Regions from separate parts of the Homo sapiens genome. Here regions 1, 2 and 4 are each linked to region 3. A link is a contact called in ENCODE Hi-C or POLR2A ChIA-PET data. All regions are on one chromosome and are shown on one strand. Each heading gives the region's core, a stretch centred on a gene start or an enhancer-like site at or near the end of the contact. The rest is flanking DNA. Distances are from core to core; before and after follow the strand shown.

The links. A loop is a pair of places that touch in the nucleus more often than their neighbours do. ChIA-PET counts read pairs that join two places held with the same protein, here RNA polymerase II (POLR2A). Pooled maps may share reads with other maps.
Region 1: a loop to region 3 is called in a map of CD14-positive monocyte, with 5 times the contacts of the local background. The contact joins the promoter of RAD9A here to the promoter of RCE1 in region 3. A Hi-C loop is called at or near these places in 1 of 168 maps with a recorded cell type or tissue (CD14-positive monocyte) and 6 of 50 pooled maps. POLR2A ChIA-PET finds 5 or more read pairs at or near these places in 1 of 52 experiments (IMR-90).
Region 2: a loop to region 3 is called in a pooled map, with 19 times the contacts of the local background. The contact joins the enhancer-like site here to the promoter of RCE1 in region 3. A Hi-C loop is called at or near these places in 10 of 50 pooled maps. POLR2A ChIA-PET finds 5 or more read pairs at or near these places in 3 of 52 experiments (activated B cell, activated naive CD4-positive, alpha-beta T cell and naive thymus-derived CD4-positive, alpha-beta T cell).
Region 4: a loop to region 3 is called in a pooled map, with 8 times the contacts of the local background. The contact joins the promoter of AIP here to the promoter of RCE1 in region 3. A Hi-C loop is called at or near these places in 5 of 50 pooled maps.

What each region holds. Positions count from the first base shown.
Region 1 is chr11:67,390,539-67,393,238 of GRCh38, forward strand. It overlaps RAD9A (RAD9 checkpoint clamp component A), which reads left to right and starts at 1,448. Exons shown (of 11, transcript NM_004584.3): 1 at 1,448-1,540; 2 at 1,623-1,693; 3 at 2,116-2,244. The coding sequence starts at 1,507. LOC100130987 (a long non-coding RNA gene) reads left to right here. Exons shown (of 4, transcript NR_024469.1): 4 at 860-1,149. RefSeq lists enhancers at 615-1,530, 1,565-2,069 and a silencer at 1,295-1,664.
Region 2 is chr11:66,310,830-66,313,529 of GRCh38, forward strand. No RefSeq gene overlaps it. Among named protein-coding and RNA genes, the nearest start is that of CD248, 4.9 kb to the right of the region's middle. RefSeq lists a silencer at 1,372-1,621. Within about 2 kb of position 1,387, at least 39 of the 41 ENCODE cell types and tissues checked have a DNase peak (open chromatin) inside an H3K27ac peak, as active enhancers do.
Region 3 is chr11:66,842,039-66,844,738 of GRCh38, forward strand. It overlaps RCE1 (Ras converting CAAX endopeptidase 1), which reads left to right and starts at 1,403. Exons shown (of 8, transcript NM_005133.3): 1 at 1,403-1,602; 2 at 1,721-1,823; 3 at 1,918-2,001; 4 at 2,248-2,326. The coding sequence starts at 1,418. It overlaps TOP6BL (TOP6B like initiator of meiotic double strand breaks), which reads left to right. Exons shown (of 15, transcript NM_001302084.2): 14 at 811-1,031; 15 at 1,131-1,478. The coding sequence ends at 1,196. RefSeq lists silencers at 944-1,083, 1,194-1,633 and an enhancer at 1,274-1,980.
Region 4 is chr11:67,481,626-67,484,325 of GRCh38, forward strand. It overlaps AIP (AHR interacting HSP90 co-chaperone), which reads left to right and starts at 1,401. Exons shown (of 6, transcript NM_003977.4): 1 at 1,401-1,632. The coding sequence starts at 1,534. RefSeq lists an enhancer at 1,243-1,302.

The DNA of each region.
Region 1 (2,700 bases), core at 198-2,697, 550 kb after region 3:
CGGCCTCCCAAAGTGGTAGGATTACAGGCGTAAGCCACCGTACCCGGCCAGTCTGGGGTCTTTTAAAAATACAGACCCGGGGCTGGGCGCGGTGGCCCATGCCTGTAATCCCAGCACTTTGGGAGACCGAGGCGGGCGGATCACTTGAGGTCAGGAGTTCGAGACCAGCCTGGCCAACATGGTGAAACCCGTCTCTACTAAAAGTACAAAAATTAGCCAGGCGTTGTGGCAGGCGCCTGTAATCCCAGCTACTTGGGAGGCTGAAGCAGGAGAATCGCTTGAACCTGGGAGGCGTGATCGTGCCACTGTACTCCAGCCTGGGCGACAGAGCGAGGCTCTATCTCAAAACAAACAAACAAAAAAACCCCACACACACACACAAAAAACAAAAAACAGGCCGGTGCAGTAGCTCACTCCACTTTGAGAGGCCAAGGCGGAAAGACAGCTTGAACCCCACAGTTGAGACCGGCCTGGGCAACATGGCAAGACTCCGTCTCTACCCAAAAAAAAAAAAAAAAAAAAAGGGCCGGGCGTGGTGGGTGTGCCTGTGGTCCCAGATACTCAGGAGACTGAGATGGGAGGATCCCTTGAGCCCAGGAGTTCCAGGCGGCAGTGAGCCGTGTTCGCGCCACTGCACTCCAGCCTGGGTGACAGAGCAAGAATATGTCTCAAAAAACAAACAAACAAAAAAAGGCACATAACCACGATCTACCCTCGTAAAACGTTTCCAGAGCGTCCCAGCGGTGCCCCTCATCATCTGGCGGCCCCTACGCCTCTCTGAGACTCACAGACCTACTCCCCTCTCCAGGGGGCGGAGCCCACACCGCTGAGCATTTACTCTTGTTCTTCCCTCTGCCAGGGGCACCGTTCTACCCCTTTCTGCCTGGAGAAACTGCCGTTTTTCCTTAAAGGATCCTCGAAGCCGGAAGGAGCAGCCACCTCCCACTCCCGGCTGCTGCAAGCAAGCTGCTTTGACTTCTTTCTAGAGTTGGGGATTGCTGCTGGAGTCCGAGTCTCAGGCCCAGAGTGGGTGCGATGGTCTTGCTTGCACCCTGTATCCCCCGGCAGACGCCCGGGAACTCTACTAAGTGGGTGACCCCAGAGAGCTCGCCCCCACACTCCGACTCCGAGTCCAGCACTCGGTCCACTGCACAGGGACCTCGCGCCCCACAGCTGCGTCCTCTCTGACCTTCGCAATCCGGTGCGCGGCCCGCGGAACGCCCCGATCTCCAGGGGCACGGAAGGCCGAGGCGTGCCGGGGGAGCCAGGAGCAGCTGGCTGGCGGGCGCCGCGGGCCTCCCCGGTCACGTGACACCCCGGACAACGTGCGCCGTCACGTGACGGCAGAGCCTGTGAGCGTTTTTCTCACGTGACGGAGGCGCCTGCACGTGGACCAATGGGGAGGCGGGGGCGGGGCCGGCAGGGGCGGTGCGCGGGAAGGGACCCCGGACCCGGAGGTCGCGGAGAGCTGGGCAGTGTTGGCCGCTGGCGGAGCGCTGGGGCAGCATGAAGTGCCTGGTCACGGGCGGCAACGTGAAGGGTGAGTGCAGGTCGGCCTGGCAGCGGCGGTGCAGCAGCCGCGGAGCCGCCAGCCTAACCCCCTTCCGCTCTTCTCCCCGCAGTGCTCGGCAAGGCCGTCCACTCCCTGTCCCGCATCGGGGACGAGCTCTACCTGGAACCCTTGGAGGACGGGGTGAGGGGCTAGGGTGTGGGGGGCGGGTGGGACTCCAGCCGGGAGCGGGTAACCCGGACTAGAGTCTCGCCCCCACTAGGCGGGATGACCGCTGGCAGATTTGTCGGCAAAGTTTCAGTTTCTTAGTCTGGCGGCTGTCATCTTCCCAGGCCGGTGTGTGAATTGAGGAAAGCTGTCCTGCGAGCTCCCAGGGGGTGACGTGCACTTAGAGAAACTCGGGGAAGGCCTGGGTGTGCGACCCCTCCTCTGCGGCAGCAGCGCCGGGGCCGACTCTGAAGGCTTCCATGGGGAAAGGAGGGTTTTTCAGCAGGTGGTGGCGGAGCGGGAGGACGATAGGGCAAGTGTGTGAGCAGAAGCAGCCAGAGGGCTGGGTCTGTGGCTGCCCCCTGACCACGTCCCTCTCCCTGCTCTTCGTGGCCCAGCTCTCCCTCCGGACGGTGAACTCCTCCCGCTCTGCCTATGCCTGCTTTCTCTTTGCCCCGCTCTTCTTCCAGCAATACCAGGCAGCCACCCCTGGTCAGGACCTGCTGCGCTGTAAGATCCTGATGAAGGTGAGGCCCTTCCCTCAGCAGTGGCACTACTCCACCCCAGGAATCTCCACCAGCTGTGCCTCTGCCCTGGGGTACTCAGTAGATGCTAAGTGGGGAGAGAGACACGTGCAAGCCCAATCCATGCAAAACACAGGGAGGGCCATGGTAAAAGCATCACAGCGGGGACCTGAGAGGGTGGTGACGCTCAAGTTCGTCAAGAAAGGTAAGCACGTCTTTTGGCCGGGCGCGGTGGCTCACGCCTGTAATCCCAGCACTTTGGGAGGCCGAGGCAGGCGGATCACGAGGTCAGGAGTTCGAGACCAGCCTGGCCAACATGGCGAAACCCCGTCTCTACTAAAAATACAAAAATTAGCTGGGCGTGGTGGCACGCGCCTGTAATCCCAGCTACTCGGGAGGCTGAGGCAGGAGAATTGCTTGAATCCGGGAGGTGGAGGTTGCAGTGAGCTGAGATCGCAC
Region 2 (2,700 bases), core at 137-2,636, 530 kb before region 3:
AGGCTGAGGTGGGTGGATCACCTGAGGCGAAGAGTTCGAAACCAGCCTGACCAACATAGTGAAACCCCGTCTGTATTAAAAATACAAAAATTAGCCGGGCGTGGTTGTGGGTGCCTGTAATCCCAGCTACTTGGGAGGCTGCGGCAGGAGAATCGCTTGAACCTGGGAGGCGGAGGTTGCAGTGAGCCGAGATGGCGCTATTGCACTCCAGCCTGAGCAACAAGAGAGAAACTCCGTCTCGAAAAAACAAAAACAAAAACAAAAAACAAAAACAAAAACAAAACAGAAGTGCTTCAAGCATTCACTATTATTATCGTCAGTATTTAGCGCTAAACCCTATTTACATTTGTAATGGCTAGTGCACGAGCATTGGAACCTGGTCTGGAAAGTATCCCTCTCCCCAGGCCTGATTTGCCCGGAGGTGGGTAAGGGCAAGGTTGGCAGCTAAGGCAGGAAGCAAAGGGCCCAACTGGAGCTCAGTGGTGTCAACTCCCTTCCTCCTCAAGGGTTGCTCCCTGTCTGTCCCACTAATGTTTGAAAAATATTTTACTGGGTTCCTAGCCCTGAACTTCAGCGTCTCCTGCCCTCCAGGCTGTTATTTTCAGAGGTAGAGATGAGAGCTGAGATAGGGTCTCCCTTGAGACACTGTCCCTAAAAACTACGACCTTCAGCTCCTAATTGAGGGCTTCCCCGCCCAAACCCACCCCTTCGCAACACAGCCCCCAGGGAAGGTGTCTAGCCTTTGGAGCACTAGGTGGGGGCGGGGGAAACCTGGTCCTAGGAATTCTAGGCCGCCAGATGAGAGGCGATGCTTTCGCCCTCCAGGCGAAAGGATTTGTCGGGGAGAGACAGCAAGAGTTCGACCAGCCAGCCACTTTAGAGATTGTCAGGGGCGCTCAGCTCATAGGGTGGCTCGAGGGCCAGTGCGAAGCTCCCTTAGGGACGAATTTCCACATACGACGAAAGGCATCTGCGAAAGGATGGGCTGTCCCGTGGGGGGAGTCGGCAGATATTTAAGTAACACTAACATTTAACGAATTAAGCAGCTATTTCTATTTACTGAGCAATTAGTACGCTTTGAGAGAGAGGCCCTACCGAGGCCTCGCGGTGGCTGTAAGTCCGTGGGGCCGAGGCCAGGTGGCGCCAAAGGCCCATCGACGCCATCTGCCCGGCTGTCCGGGCCCAGTCTCCGGGCTCGCCCAGAGAACCCGAAATCTGGACAAACGGAAACCGTAGGTGGAGGAAGAAGAGGGCTCCAGGGCCAGGTTCAAGGGCATCGTGGTGAGAGATGAGGGGTTCGGAGGACTGGTGGATCTGGGCATATCGCGAAGGTGGTAAGGGACCCAGGGGTGGAGTGGGCGGTGCTTGCGCCAAGAGGGTGAGCCTGAGTGTGGGCGGGGCGTGCGATAAGAGGCTCGCTCGGTAGCGCTCTTCGCAGAGCCGTATTTGTGCGCTACGCCGCAGCCAGGGCGCTCTGGGTGGGCGGGACTCCAGGGCCCCCAGGGGCGTGGCTTGCATCTTTCGTGGGCGGCCCCGGGGGCGGGGCTCCGTGTAGGTGAACCGCTACCTCCGCTCGATGTGTGAGGTGTGACAGTCCTACGAGGGCGCAGTTCTTCCACTTTTGTGAGCTTGAGAGGGGGCGGAGCTTGTAGCTGGGGACGGAGCCTGAAGAGGAGGTTGAGGGGAACTTCACACGTTTCCCTGGAGGGCGGAGTTTACATCATCCCCCAACAGAGTTAAGACCTCTGAGGGATTCCCTGCAGTGTCCAGGGCTCTGTGAGGCGAAGCTTGCAGTTGTGTTGGGCGGGGCCTGTAGCGCCGCGTGAAGAGAATGTGTAAACTCGGGGCGAAGTTCATACCTCCTAGAAGCCGAGACTAATAGTTCCGCCAATCTGCGCGCGCCGAGCGGAGGAGGTGGGGCTTGTAGGTTGTGGGCGGGGGACTGGGCGGGGCCAAGAGGGCAGGGGGCGGGCACAATCGCTGCTGGAATCTTTGAGTTGGCAGGGGCGGGGCTTGTGGCTTTGTGGGCGGGGCCTCTGGAGAGCTCCCGGGGGCTCTCTTCTGTTCTGCAGCGAGTAGGCGTGGCTCGTAGCTCCCAGGTCCGGGCTGATACCGCTGGAGTATGCAGTTCGCCGCCGCGCCCGAATGAGGCGGGGCCTGCGAGTAAGTGGGCTGAGCCCGGGCTGGGCGCAGGCCGGGGCTCTGCCCTGGGAGGCCGTCTGTTTAGGCCCGCACGCAGCTCCGCATCTGGTGCTCATTACCAGATGACAAAGAGCCGGCTCTGGGCCCCCTTCCCCACTCCCATCCCCCGCCTCCGACTGCAGTGTATTTAACTGTTTCCTGCCCTCGAGGCGCTCTAGATCCCTACCCGAGGTCACGGAGGGGACTCCAGACCATCCCGTCTCTGCAGGCCTTGTCGCTCCCCAGGCTTCCTCACCTCCTTCCCAGACTCAGCCGTCTGGGCCGCCTCGCAACCCTCATTGGCATCCAGCAAACCTGCCCGACGGCGTCTCCGAGGTTAAAGCTGTGCAGGATCTGGCGGGGACGTCTGGTTTGAGTTAGGGGAACGTGAGAGCGGGGACCGGGGGCGGTGCGTAGCGTTCCCTCCGCCCCCTCCGCGACCCCCTGGTTCATCCCCAGCTCCGGCCCCTCCTTTCCTGGTTCCCTGGGGCCCAGCTCAGCCTTCCAGCTCAGGTCCAG
Region 3 (2,700 bases), core at 153-2,652:
GTAAAAAAAATTAGCCGGTGTGGTGGCATGCGCCTGTGGTTCCTGGTACTCTGGAAGCTGAAGCTGAGGCAGTAGGATCGCTTGAGCCCAGGAGGTCGAGGCTGCAGTGAGCCAGGACTGAGCCACTGCACTCCAGCCTGGGCAACAGAGCAAGACCTTGTCTCAAAAAAACAAAAGGTCAGCTCAGGTATCTCCTCATGGAAACCCTTCTTCACATCCAGAGGTGGTCGGCTTCCTTCTCTATTCTAACCCTGGGCTTTGTACACAGGTCTGCATCCCCTCCTAGCATCTGTGAGCTTCTCTCAGGGAAAAGCTCATTGATCTGCATCCCCAAGACCTGCTGGGGAAGAATCTATCCATCTAAACTCGCTTTAATTTGACAAATGAATCAGTTAAGAGTAGGAAAGCTGCCTATGGGCACTGCTCAATGCAACGTGAGCAACAAAGGGAGACAGAACTGAGGCCAGAAAGGTGAGGGGGGACAGAGGCTGGCAGGGAGGGGAGCTTGTCAGTGCAGACTCCAGGAAGAATCTATACAGAAAGTTACTGAGCGGCCTGAGTCCCCCAAGTGAGGGCTCGGGACAATCTCCCGCCTGGGTGAGAGAATAGGGAGACCCTGAAACGTCTCTGCAGCCTCGGGCTGCTCCAGAAGCGCCCACAGCTGCAGGGTTTTGGTGTGGATGGGACCTGCTGACAGGGATGCGGTGGGAAGAGCCCCTCGGCGCCCGTTCTCCCAGGCTTCCCCTTGGCCAAGGGTGCTCCTAGCACAGGGCCATGAAAGTAAGATGAAGAGGCTTGTTTTTCTCCTAGATACCAGCGGGCAAGCAGAAAACAAGAGGCTCAAGAGGGGCAGCCCCCGCATAGAGGAGATGCGAGCTCTGCGCTCTGCCAGGGCCCCGAGCCCGTCAGAGGCCGCCCCGCGCCGCCCGGAAGCCACCGCGGCCCCCCTCACTCCTAGAGGAAGGGAGCACCGCGAGGCTCACGGCAGGGCCCTGGCGCCGGGCAGGGCGAGCCTCGGAAGCCGCCTGGAGGTAACTGGGCGAGGGCCGCGCAGGGAAGGGCTCAGCAGGAGGTGCAGGCCACGGGCCGCTGCTGAGAGGTCCTCACCCCGGGCCCCCTTGTTCCCGCAGGACGTGCTGTGGCTGCAGGAGGTCTCCAACCTGTCAGAGTGGCTGAGTCCCAGCCCTGGGCCCTGAGCCGGGTCCCCTTCCGCAAGCGCCCACCGATCCGGAGGCTGCGGGCAGCCGTTATCCCGTGGTTTAATAAAGCTGCCGCGCGCTCACCAAGTCCTCTTCCGCGTCTGCTTCCGCGTCGGGCCCGGGCGGGGCGGGGCGGGGCGTGGAGCCGCGCCGCGGCCTGACGTCACCCACACCTCCCTGGGACTGCGTCACTGGTGCGCGCCGCGGGTCAGGGCGCAATGGCGGCGCTGGGCGGGGATGGGCTGCGACTGCTGTCGGTGTCGCGGCCGGAGCGGCCGCCCGAGTCGGCGGCGCTGGGCGGCCTGGGCCCCGGGCTGTGCTGCTGGGTGTCAGTGTTCTCCTGCCTCAGCCTCGCCTGCTCCTACGTGGGCAGCCTCTACGTCTGGAAGAGCGAACTGCCCAGGTGCGGGGGCTGCGCGCGACCGGAATCCGCGCCCTGCGGGCGGAGCTTGGGCGAGCCGGGGGCGGGTCCGTGCTCATGGGCAGCCGCGGGCCCCCTGAACTTACTGTCCCCTCCGTAGGGACCATCCCGCGGTCATCAAGCGACGCTTCACCAGCGTCCTGGTGGTGTCCAGTCTCTCACCCCTGTGCGTGCTGCTCTGGAGGGAACTCACAGGCATCCAGGTGCGAAGGAGGCGGGGCAAAGGGCAACGGCGGTGAGAGCTCAGGGGTCTTTAGGGGAGGAAGCAAAACTGATGCCCCCTTTCCTGTGGCTCAGCCAGGCACATCCCTGCTCACCCTGATGGGCTTCAGGCTGGAGGGCATTTTCCCAGCGGCGCTGCTGCCCCTGTTGCTGACCATGGTGAGTGCTCCTGCTGTATTTTTTCTTCTGGTCTTTGTTATCAGCCTGATGGGCAGTGCCGTGGACTCTTGTTTTTGGTTTTTGGTTGATGGGAGACAGGACTTTTGAGATGGCCCCAGGGTCCTCCGGTATGCATGGTCTGGAAATCGTGGCTGGAGAGGATTTCAAGCTTGGAGTCTCAGGGAGCATGGGCAAAGGTCTGGGCAAAAGCGGTGGGTTATGGTGAAAGTGTTTTCTTGCCCTCAGATTCTTTTCCTGGGCCCACTGATGCAGCTCTCTATGGATTGCCCTTGTGACCTGGCAGATGGGCTGAAGGTTGTCCTGGGTGAGTCTTAAAGGCTGAAGGGAAAAGTAGGCACAGGCAGTCCAGGACATTGGGGCAGGGAGTCAGCGGGCTCAGGGTGTGATCTGGACACGTGAAATGTCATCTCTCTGGGTGTGTTTTCTCATCAGTAAAATGGAAACATAGAGCTAGGTGGCCTCTAAGGGTTGATTGCCAACGTCCAAGGAGTTCCCTGGGAACCCCCAGCAGTATTTGGTGTGGATCAGAGAGCACTGTCCCCTGCTTCCCCAACCAGAGCTAGTCTTGCTTAAATTTTGGTGTCTCCAGAGTTTACTTCCAGGATGCCCTTGCCTCAGCTAATGCCTTCCATTCAGGTCATCTCAAGACATTGGGTTTATGTTGGGTCCACACCCCCG
Region 4 (2,700 bases), core at 151-2,650, 640 kb after region 3:
TTTTGAGATGGGGTCTCACTCTATCACCCAGGCTGGAGTGCAGTGGTGCGATCTTGGCTCACTACAACCTCCATCTCCTGGGCTCAAGCAATCCTCCAGCCTCAGCCTGCTGAGTAGCTGGGACCACAGGCGTGCACCACCACACCACCTAATTTTTTGTATTTTTGGTGAAGATGGTATTTTGCCATGTTGTCCAGGCTGGTCTTGAACTTGTGAGCTCAAGGAGATCCAGGAGATCCACTTGCCTTGGCCTCCCAAAGTGCTGGTATTAGAGGCATAAGCCACCACACCTGCCCCATACTGATGCATTTTTACATGACATTAGTGAATTCAATTAGCCTAGTATTTTATTTAGAATGTTTCATATCAGCTGGGCGCTGTGGCTCACGCCTGTAATCCCAGCACTTTGGGAGGCCGAGGTGGGCGGATCACGAGGTCCGGAGATTGAGACCATCCTGGCTAACACGGTGAAACCCTGTCTCTACTAAAAATACAAAAAATTAGCCGGGCATGGTGGCGGGCGCCTGTAGTCCCAGCTGCTCGGGAGGCTGAGGCAGGAGAATGGCGTGAACCCGGGAGGCAGAGCTTGCAGTGAGCTGAAATTGTGCCACTGCACTCCAGCGTGGGTGACAGAGCGAGACTCCGTCTCAAAAAAAGAAAAACAAAAGTTGTTTTAGCCCCAAAGTACCTCATTTCTCTTTTCTTTTAATTTAATTTTTTTTTTTTGTTTTGTTTTGAGACAGCATCTCGCTCTGTCGGCTAGCCTGGAGTGCAGTGGCACGAACACGGCCCACTGCAGCCTCGAACTCCTGGGCTCAAGCGATCCTCTCGCCTCGGCCTCCCAAAGTGGTGGGGTTACAGGGCCACCGCGCCCGGCGCTAAAGTACCTCATTTCTATCATTCATCGATTATTCCCTAATATTAATTGGGCACAACTATGACTCATTTCCGACCCCGCAATGGGCTCTCTTGGTCTCCTTCTCCACCTTTCTTTCCCTCTTCCTCTTTTTATTTTTTGAAAGAGGAAGATCCAGGATGCAAGAGTCCCGACAATCATACTAGATATGCGAAAGAGAAAAAGCCGGAAGAAAATACACAAAAATCATAACACTTTGAGGGTGTGGCTTACGGGTGTTTTTTTTTTTTTTCATTTTCCTAACTCTGCAGTGCTGTTATATTCCATCCACAACTTCAAACAAAGTGCCACACGGCCGCAGTCCCAATCAATTCAATGACAATTGTTAGGGACGTCCTCGTCCCGCCCGGCCCGCGGACCCCGGCCCTTCCTCCTTGACAGGCTGGGGTCCAGCCCCGAGACATTCCTAGGCTCCGCCCCCGAGCAGACGCGCGCGCTCAGCCCCAGCGCAGAGAACCAATCACCATCCGTTTCCACGCTCAGTCCCTTTTGGCTTCTGCCCTCAACCAAAATGGCGCTAGCTCGGAAGCTGCCGAGGTGCTAGGAGTTGCCGAAGCAAGTCCGGAAGCTACCGAGCGAGTCCGGAAGTTGCCGAAAGGGAGCAGCGGGGAAGGAGGATGGCGGATATCATCGCAAGACTCCGGGAGGACGGGATCCAAAAACGTGTGATACAGGAAGGCCGAGGAGAGCTCCCGGACTTTCAAGATGGGACCAAGGTTCGTGTCTACCCTACCCTTCTCCCCCTCTGCGGCGTGGTGCGCATGCGAGGCGGGAGGAGGCCTTAGGCGAGAGGTTGCGCATGCCCAGAGGGCAGCGTCCACTGCCCCTACCGCTCACATGCAGAACTCGACGCTGATTGGGCTGAATTTAAGTAGGGGGTGAATTCGGGCCTGTCTGCCCCGCCCCCTGGCTCGGCCTTGTAGCAGCATTGGTGGGGGAGGCCGTCAGTCATCACAAGCGGGTTGGGGTTGGGGGTTGATCTCAGTGCTTGGGCAGACCCCACGCTGGAGGAAACCCAGGGCCGGGAGTGGTCCTCGGGTATCTGGGTTTCAAGGCTCATGATCCTTTGTAGATGGAAGGGCCTTCTGAAAACACTTAGACCAACTGCCGCTGTTTAGAGTGGAAAACCAAGACCCTGGGACGTGCAAAGCCGGAGAACGGGCCCAGAGGTCAGGTCTCCCAGACAGGGACTCTTTAGCAGCCTTCCTGCTGCACTAGGGGCTTGTTGGGACAGATGAGGGTTGGGAAGTAAAGAACCTCCCACTTTTCTCCTTTTTGCCAGGCCCCCAGATCCAGCCCCTCTGCCCGCTTCTCCCCCAACCTACAACTCCAGGCTTCCCTGCTTCTCCTGTAGTTGCCTCCTCCCGGAGTGCTTTTCCCAGCTGCCACTTGTTTGCAGAGTAGGGAACCTCCCAGGGGCAGCCCCTGTGCCCAGCAGAGCAGTCAGGCAGGACATGCACATTGAGCAAATGAGCACATGCCCCCTGGCCAGCACCGTGCCGAATCGGGCAGCTAAGCATCCTAGCCCAGTGCAGTATAAGTGCCCTGAGAGCAGAGGGGAGCTGCATGGCTGGAGTGATCCGCTGTATGAAAAGATATCTTCTCTAAGAAGAGACAGGATGTGTGGTGTGGGTTCATGCCCCCATGTGCTGGGGGGTTGGTGGCGTTGGAAGAAGGGGCTGGCAAGGGGGATCCTGGATGGAACAGACATCAGAAGGAGAGATGTGAACAATGGCACCCCAAGATCAGAAACAGGTGGTGTTAAATAACCAATCGCCAGCACT